Linked DNA regions of Mus musculus: region 1 is linked to region 2. Evidence: chromatin contacts called from ENCODE Hi-C or POLR2A ChIA-PET data. All regions are on one chromosome and are shown on one strand. Each heading gives the region's core, a stretch centred on a gene start or an enhancer-like site at or near the end of the contact. The rest is flanking DNA. Distances are from core to core; before and after follow the strand shown. Region 1 overlaps Cpm (carboxypeptidase M). Region 2 overlaps Cpm (carboxypeptidase M).

What was found. Hi-C counts contacts between places; a loop is a spot of excess contacts on that map. ChIA-PET counts read pairs that join two places held with the same protein, here RNA polymerase II (POLR2A).
Region 1: a map of heart shows a loop between it and region 2 (2.9-fold over the local background). The contact joins two enhancer-like sites. A Hi-C loop is called at or near these places in 2 of 37 maps with a recorded cell type or tissue (heart and v-Abl transformed pro-B cells). POLR2A ChIA-PET finds 5 or more read pairs at or near these places in 1 of 5 experiments (Patski).

What each region holds. Positions count from the first base shown.
Region 1 is chr10:117,639,381-117,643,615 of GRCm38, reverse strand. All of the region lies in intron 2 of Cpm (carboxypeptidase M), which reads right to left. Among named protein-coding and RNA genes, the nearest start is that of Cpm, 12 kb to the right of the region's middle. Within about 2 kb of position 1,740, at least 1 of the 3 ENCODE cell types and tissues checked has a DNase peak (open chromatin) inside an H3K27ac peak, as active enhancers do.
Region 2 is chr10:117,673,886-117,678,077 of GRCm38, reverse strand. It overlaps Cpm (carboxypeptidase M), which reads right to left. Exons shown (of 9, transcript NM_027468.1): 7 at 1,986-2,138. Among named protein-coding and RNA genes, the nearest start is that of Gm25709, 14 kb to the right of the region's middle. Within about 2 kb of position 1,620, at least 2 of the 3 ENCODE cell types and tissues checked have a DNase peak (open chromatin) inside an H3K27ac peak, as active enhancers do.

The DNA of each region.
Region 1 (4,235 bases), core at 491-2,990, 35 kb after region 2:
CTAAGCCTCAGTCTTTGGTCAGCAAGAGGTTATCTTACATTTTTCTCTTAACCTGCTCTTGTCCCCACCTTCAGTACACAGGGCAAAGCTTTCTCCCTCCAGCTAACGCCACCCCCCACAGTGATGAGAACGTAGCTACTTGTGTGAACGGAAACCCCCTTTCCAGGATGCAGAGGGGCTCCTACACGCCAGCACTGCACTAGTATCGACTCCCAAATTGGGAAGGTGTTGTAGCCTCTGTCCTGTCTATCAGATGGCTTTTGACTTGAGCACCAGCCTTGCCCCAGGGGACCAGAATTCCTAGTATCTGGATGCCACTGGTTCCTGGTGGCTCTCACTCCCTTCCCTATTCCACCTTGTCCCTCCCCGTGACTTGTCTACACCAGAAGCTCAGTTGAGAGAAGAGGCCCCTGAGCGCAGGCAGCTAGAGAGAGGGGGTTAAGTGGGTGAGCACAGGATCTTTGGCCTAACGATCCCAGGTGATCTCTCAAGTCATGTTATTTGGCTAGGTATAAGGCTACATTCAGTATTTTCAACCCTCTTGTTTTGACCAAGTCTGGGGGCTCCGGACCTTGTTAAGTGTCACAGGTACACCGGGCATGGTGGCGAACGCCTTTAATCCCAACACTCGGGAGGCAGAGGCAGGCGGATTTCTGAGTTCGAGGCCAGCCTGGTCTACAAAGTGAGTTCCAGGACAGTGACAGCCAAGAGCTACACAGAGAAACCCTGTCTCGAAAAATAAAAAAAAAAAAAAAGAAAAAAAAAAGTGTCACAGGTACTTGTCTCAGCTAGAATGCTACGTCTCGAAGCACAGGGACTCATATCACTTGGGCACCCTCCAGAGTGTTCCCACTCAGTAACTTGTTGATAGGATAGTACAGGACCAGTTTGCTCCTGATGGCAAAGATGCCAAGTCAATGTAGTATTTTTTCAAGATACTCAGCGCAGGAGTGGAGCCAATATCTCAGTAAGGTCTCAGGTGGAAACCCAAGGTAGACAGATTAAGATGAGCTAATCTGGCTCTGGGAGAGGGTCCCTACGGGCTCCTGTCTCCTCACCTAGGAAGGGAGCCCAGCTCACCTCAATGGAAGCCTCCAGGTCCTAAAGACCTATTTGAAAACTGGATCTGGGGCTCTAAATCCCGACATGACTCCTATCTTTACCCTAACTCACTTTCCCTTAGCCTCAGTTTCTCGTCTGGAAAATGGGCATGGCAGTATCTCATTCGCAAGAGTGAGGATTTAAGTTCTCGTACACACTCAGCATTTAGCAAAGCAGGCCAGTCTCATTACTAACCATCACATATCCATTTTATTCCTACGGACGTCATTTCCCAAGGGCAAAGAATGGAATGTCCGACGGAAGCAGTTCCCTGGGGACCACGAATTCCTCCAATTTTAGCGAGGAGTCAAGTCTTTTCCGTACCTAACCGCCGTTCTTTGGACATTTTGTTTTTCAAAAAATAAAGGGCACAATGACAAAAACATCCCTAACTGTATTTTCTAGTCAAAGCGGATTAAGATTCTGTGGACGCTAAGATGCCCTGGGCTAAATCCTCCTCCTGGACAGTTCACAGAAGGGCAGCCTCGTCTCTGGCACTCAAGGTGGGAACTGCCTCTTGTATTGCTGGTCAGACCTCAGTCTCGGCACTGGCACCAACCAGCTATGTAAGCAAGCGAGGTTTCCAGTCTCCGTCACGTGGGATTCCTCCTGCGTCACGTGGGATTCCTCTACCCCTGCAGGTCTGCCTAGGGGCTGGGGTTCTGCTATCCTCTCCCCCGGCAGGTCTGCCCAGGGGCTGGGGCTCTGGGAATCCGCTTGCCTGAGAAGCTTTTCTGACCTTTACCGAGCACCCCAGGGGCCAGAGCTGGGATCACAGTCCAGCAACAAGGCTTTCCTACCACTGCAGCAGGAATTCAGCGCCCTCGGCTGTAGTTCTGAAAGGAAGCTCGGGTTTTGTTCTTTATATCCGCCTGGAAAGGTTCTGCAAGATAGCAGGGGCCCAATGAACAACTATGGATTAAACGGGTTCATAAGTGAATTGCCAAAATGCATTTTGGCTAATGAACCAAACCTGTTGGTAACTAAGATCTAATCTGGTAGAAAATGAATACACACACACACACACACACACACACACACACACACACACACCACACACACATAGACACACACACATTCTTTTTTGGTGGGGAGGGGTTGAGACAGGGTTTGTCTGTGTGGCCCTGGCTGTCCTGGAACTCACTCTGTAGACCAGGCTGTCCTCGAACTCAGAAATCTGTTTGCCTCTGCCCCTGAAGTGCTGGGACTAAAGGCGTGCGCCACCACTGTCCAGCATATATATTATTCTTATAAAGGGTCAACAAACAAATTGAGTTTGATCCACACGGTGGAAAGAAGCAATCCTGAAAAGCTGACCCCGACCTCCACACTAAGACTAGCACACATAGAGTGGGGAGATAAAATTAATTCTAGAAAATAACCTTTTACATTATAAAATTGCTAAAAATTTGTTTTTCCGATCGAAGAAATGCACCGGTCACCTTCCCCTCAGGCATAAAGCCCAGATGGTCGTGTCTCCTTTGGATGAACCAAGGATGGCTGACACAGCACGGTTAAGACCCTCAGTCCACACGCCTTCCGGTCTCCCCTTGGCCACAGCGAGCTTCTTTTGTTCCTCCAGGTTGATGGCTCCTTCAGCCCCAGGCCCACGGTCTGCCCTGCCTTTCCTGTTGCTCCTGGCTGACCATCCTTTTCTTTCCCGTTACCCTCTGCTGCCCCCACAGAACTAATCATATCTGTTTACTAGTTGTCTTGCTTTTCTCCTGTTCTTCCAATCCTTTCAGGGCAGGGGTTGTGTCTAATGTCTTTACCTCTATATTTCTAGGCTCTGAATTTTAGGTACTGAACTGCTAAAAGCAACCCAGTCTGTAAACAGAAAAATGGAATTTTAGTAACTACAGTTTGGGTTATATGACTTAAGTTTATGGCTCTCAGTTTTGACTCCCAGCAACATTTAATATTAACCATGACCTTGAGAGGAAATGGTTGTCACCGTCAAGTCTGCCTTTCTTGGTTCTTGCTTATCTTTGGGAACACCTGCAGTCCTGTCAATGACCCTGAACCAAAAGGAACACTGCAGTCCTGAACTGTGTGCTAGTTTCATTCTTTCTGTGTCCTGAACCCACCCCAAGGCAGTGGGTCAGGATAAGAGCGTGGTTTACAATGATGGAGTGCATAGCTGGTACTACACTCCTGCGGACAGTCAAACTGAACTGTGAACTCCGCGGCTTCTTCGTTGGGCTTCCCTGAATGGAGGGATTGTTCACGTGTCTCTGTGGTTTACAGCTGGTTGGGAACAAGTCCCTGAGGGGGGCAGAACCTGTGCTCACTCTCTTGCCACCATAGCCTGAGCCTGCTGCTTCTGCGCCGGGCCCTTGCTGCACGCTCAGCCTCGGGGAGGAGCTTAGTTTGACTTAACACAGTCCTTCCAGAAAATCCCCGGTGGAAGTCCCGTGACCCTGGGTACCTCCTGCGTCCTGTTTAAAAATCCCTGGTGGTGGCAGTCACGTGACCTTGGGTGCCTCCACCGTCCTGTGGCACGACTCTTAGGGTCCGTTCCCTTCCCCCCTCCCCGCCCCCCACGGTCTCCATCCTGATTTCATTTCCCCTCCTTTGCTGGCTCCTGGCTCTACCAGACTATAAGCGTTGGGCTAGCCTTCAGCTCTGTTCTAGCCTTTTCTCGGTCCTCAGTCTCTTGTAGGGTAGTTTCGCTCTTCTCAGGGCTGCTGATATCGGCAGTAGATGATCACCGAGTTCATTTTCACAGCCAAACTTCTCCTGAGTGCCATTTACATAAACCCCCTCCGAAGCCCAGCTGAAGATCTGCTGAGGACTTGAAGATTAAGTAAGCTGTTTAAATCAGAGGCTTGTTTTGTTTGGGCTTGAGGTAGGGACTCACCATGTAGCCCAGGCTGGCCTGGAACTCACTATGTGGATGGAGCCTGCTTTGAATTCACAGAGATGCTCCTGGCTCTGCCTCCCAAGTGCTGCTGGGAGTAAAGGCGTGTGTCACCATGCCCGGCCTTTGTGTCTGAGCTCCTGAAATCACCCCAGAACTGGTCTCTACTAGTTTTCTCTGTCTTAATAGATAACATGAATGCTCTGAGCTGCCAAAGCACGTAGCCTCAGGGTTAAAGCATTTGCTCCAGGGTCATCTTTCATTTTTCTCTCTT
Region 2 (4,192 bases), core at 371-2,870:
GAAAGCAGGGGCGGCACTGAAACCTTTGTGCTTTGCTTCCTAGAGATGAGACAAGCTACCTGGGCCTCAGAATCTAAAGATCCTCTTTCCAACGCACACTGAGAACATCCTCTAACACAGCCCATAATACTACAGAGCCCAAGTTTAGACTGAATTCTTCTGTGAGTCCCAGTAGCCCCTCCGGAGCCATAGAGCAGGCTGGCGTGCAGCAGGGCAGAACTCTTACTCCAACTTCCGATCATACTGACGTTTAACACTTTTGTGAGCTTTCAAAACAGGACACCAGCCTAAGAGCTTGACGCCTACACCGGCTTCTGTCCTTCAGGCAAAGAAAGGCCCGCGTGCTACATCAGAGGTTTCTCTTTCCCACAGAGGGCAGGTCTGAGCCTTTCAGATGAGTCACCATCTTAGACACACAAACTTCCTAGCACTTGGTGAACTCTTTCAATGAATGAACAGCGTGGCAGAGACCAGGGAGTGTCTATATAGGAGCATTTGCCCTCATCACCTACAGACAGTTCTCTCTGACATCATCACCTACAGACAGTTCTCTCTAACATCATCACCTACAGACAGTTCTCTCTGACATCATCACCTACAGAGACAGTTCTCTCTGACATCATCACCTACAGAGACAGTTCTCTCTGACATCATCACCTACAGAGACAGTTCTCTCTGACATCATCACCTACAGACAGTTCTCTCTGACATCATCACCTACAGAGACAGTTCTCTCTGACATCATCACCTACAGAGACAGTTCTCTCTGACAGCAGGCAGGGCACTAATGTGGAGCAAGACTTTCTAATAAGTAGCAACAACCACATCAGTATTTTGAAATAGTTTCTTTTTTTTTTTTTAAAGTCAGAAAAAAATATTCCTGTCTTAAACCACAAGGGGGCAGGATTGACGTGCTAATAAACCTACTGTTATCTGAGTTCTCAGCAGATTACAGGGACAGGCGGGTGGAAAAATATTCTTGATACGGCCTAATTAAATGGACTCATAAACTCAATATACCATTGCCAACGATGCTTATGCTATTATTTATTACTTATTATTTATCGGGCTGCACAGCTTCTGCACACTAATACCGTATTAAACATGGCATGCGAAGCTGGCCCTGATTCAGCGCTCTGTGGATCATCCCATCATCCCGATGGCTAGATTAAAAGGCGACAGAGAGGGCAGCGAGGGGCAGAGACATATTCATGTCTTGTTACACCTCCTTGATGATAGTGACGAAGGGTGACTTCACAAAAGAATTCAGAGTGACTTACTAAAGAATCAGTATCGGGAGAGCCTTAATGGATGATGGTTCAGTTATTCCAGGACTCACGGGAAAAGGCCAGCGGAAACTGAAATGTCAGAATAACAACCAAGGACCCAGCACGGTGATTACGTAAGGTGGAGGGAGCCAATGATATGTTTGTAATGTTATAAAGGTGCCGGCAGCACTCGGTTTTATTTTCAAATTTTTACATTTGCTTATTTACATATTTATTGTCTTGGGGAGGCCCCCGTGCTCTATGGCATAAGAGTTTGGAGGTCAGAGGACAGTAGTCAGGTCTCTCCTTCCACCCTGTGGGCTCCCAGGATGAACGGAGGGCACCAGGCTTGGCGCAGGCGCATTTACCTGCAGAGCCACGCAGCGGGCTACAACTAGGCTTCTGATTGAAGATGTTGCAAGAGTACATCCGGTTTTCCTGATCTTTTTGCCAGATTTGCATATCATTCCATATGTAAAATTGGGGGAACTCTGGGCTTTTACGCCCTCAAAACAAGTGACTCATCCTCTCTTACGAACGAACAGCTAAGCCTAGCATCTCTCACACACTGTAGATAACACGTTGAGAATTCAAACCCTTAGTCCTGGCATAGAAAACCAGGTCCAGCCCCAAGTCCCCGGAGGAGGTTTTGTATATGCTCGACGCAAAGGTTCTACCCACGCTGTGAGTGTTAACAAGAAGATATAGGACACAAACCTAGGTGCACCTGTTTTATATATTCGATCAAAGAGGCTTTGTTATCGTTCCAAAAGAGCGGCAGCTTCTCCTCGCGAGGATATTTACAGCACGACAGCTCCAGGGTAATTTCAAAGCACTGGGCCCAGATGTAGTTGTAATCTTGCATTCCCCCTGCAAAGCAAGCACATCTCATTTTTGTTAAGGACCAGTGGTGGAAGGGAGCCAAGTATCACGTGCCCGGGAGACGAGCGAATGAGAAAAAGAGGCATTGGCTGTGAATTAACACATCCGTCACGTGGGGCTTCACAACTCATCACGTGATCAGACAGACACGGGGTCCCGTGAGGTAGCTGGGGTGCAGCTGACTGAAACTCAGTTATGCACCAAAATTAAGTCAGAGATGGGAAATGATTTCCCCCTCCCTTAAAATCCTACATTTCAAGAGCACCCCTCCCCCTTAAATTGCATTCTAACTAGAAAGGAGTAGGGGCGTGGTTAGAGGGTAGAGGCTACATTTTATGTGGGTACAGGCTGTTTTTAAGAAGAGGTTCAGAGGAGGACAGGACACGGTGTAAATGGGGCACTCATGTTCTCAAAGACATTTTAAGTTAAAAATATTGCAAAAAGGAAAATTTAGTTTATTGACTCTACTGCAAAAAGGTAGTGGGATAAACAGGCTGGGAAAGACAGCAGAATATGATTGTTTTTTAAAGTATTTCTGTAGGGCTGGAAAGACGGATACTGGTACTTTCCCAGCAAACTTGAGTTCGGTGCCCAGTACCCGCATCAGGTGGCTCCAGGCCAGGGGATTTGACCCCTTTCTTTTGGTCTCCTGCACACATGTGGCATAGACTCACACAAACATACACGCATACACAAAAAACAAAACGAAAAAAGCAGATCTTTAAAAATATTTCTGTAAACTATAAAATTAATTAAACTAAAATCAGAGACACTGGTTTTAGAGGAATAATAATAATGTTTATATTACTGAGTTTTCAGGGGTTGTTTTTTTAGATTCTTTCCTAAGATCTTTATGCCATCTCATGGAATCTGTCTGAACAGTCCTTGAGGGCAGCAGGTCCAGGGACTCCTGCCCATGGGTGGCAGAGAGCAGGGTGCAGCCTTGTGGCTTTGGTCTTCTTTATGACAAGATGTCTCTGAGACTCAGAGAAGATGCTACTGACTTTAGGAAGGCTCAGACACAGGTGCGTGTGGCTTCCAGCTGTCACTGCTCTTGTGTGCTTTATAATTCTTTGACATTAGGAGACCCTAAATTCAAAGGGTTATAGTTACTGTGTATTTTACAGGGCATGAAATTTCGTATATGACATCTCTGGATTTATGTGTCTTAAAATTTCATGTCTGAAAAATGTGTATTTAACAGAGAGGATTTTATTTCCTGGTGGTATGTTATATTTTATACGAATGACAGCTTAGATTTGATGAAATGAAGTCCCCCCCCCCCCCACTCCTCTTCTCTTTCTGTAATATATACTGAGCTCTAGCCAGAATCTCATTATACCAGTTCAGTGGTCCACCACCAAGCCACACCATCAGCCCTATAGTAACTTTGAAGGAAGTAGATTACACCTTATTACACACAGTATCTGATCTGGTTTGAATGTGAAATGCCCTTCCATAGGATCATGTGTCTGGGCACTCAGTCCTTGGCTGCTCCTGGCAGAGGCAGGGCCACAGTGATAGGGCTAGCAGGTGGCATCTGTCCCTGGTCTCCCAGTGACCTCTGTTTCCCCTGTTTCTACCAATCATGCAAGTGTAAGGTAAATGATGCTCTGTCAGGCACTTTGTCCCAGCAATCAAACCAGTAACCAGTACAGTACCCACCCCAGAGAACACATGTGCTCTAACAGGCACTGGAAAAGTTTAAGTTAAACAAAATGCTCAAGGGATAGAGAGATGGCTCAGGGCGTAAGAGCACTGTCTGCAGTTACAGAGGACCCAGGTTTGGTTCCTAGCACCCACAGCTCACAACACACTGTAACTCCAGCTCCAGGGGTGCTGACTCCCTCTTCTGGCTGCTGTGGCACATGTGGTTTGCAGACATACATGAAGGCAAAAATACTCATATATATATATATATATATATATATATATATATATATATATATATAAAACCAAAATCCACAAAGAAAATGTCAAAATGTTAAGCAATCTCTATAGACCTAGATTCTTGTGACAAAGTTGTTTTTTTTTTGTTTGTT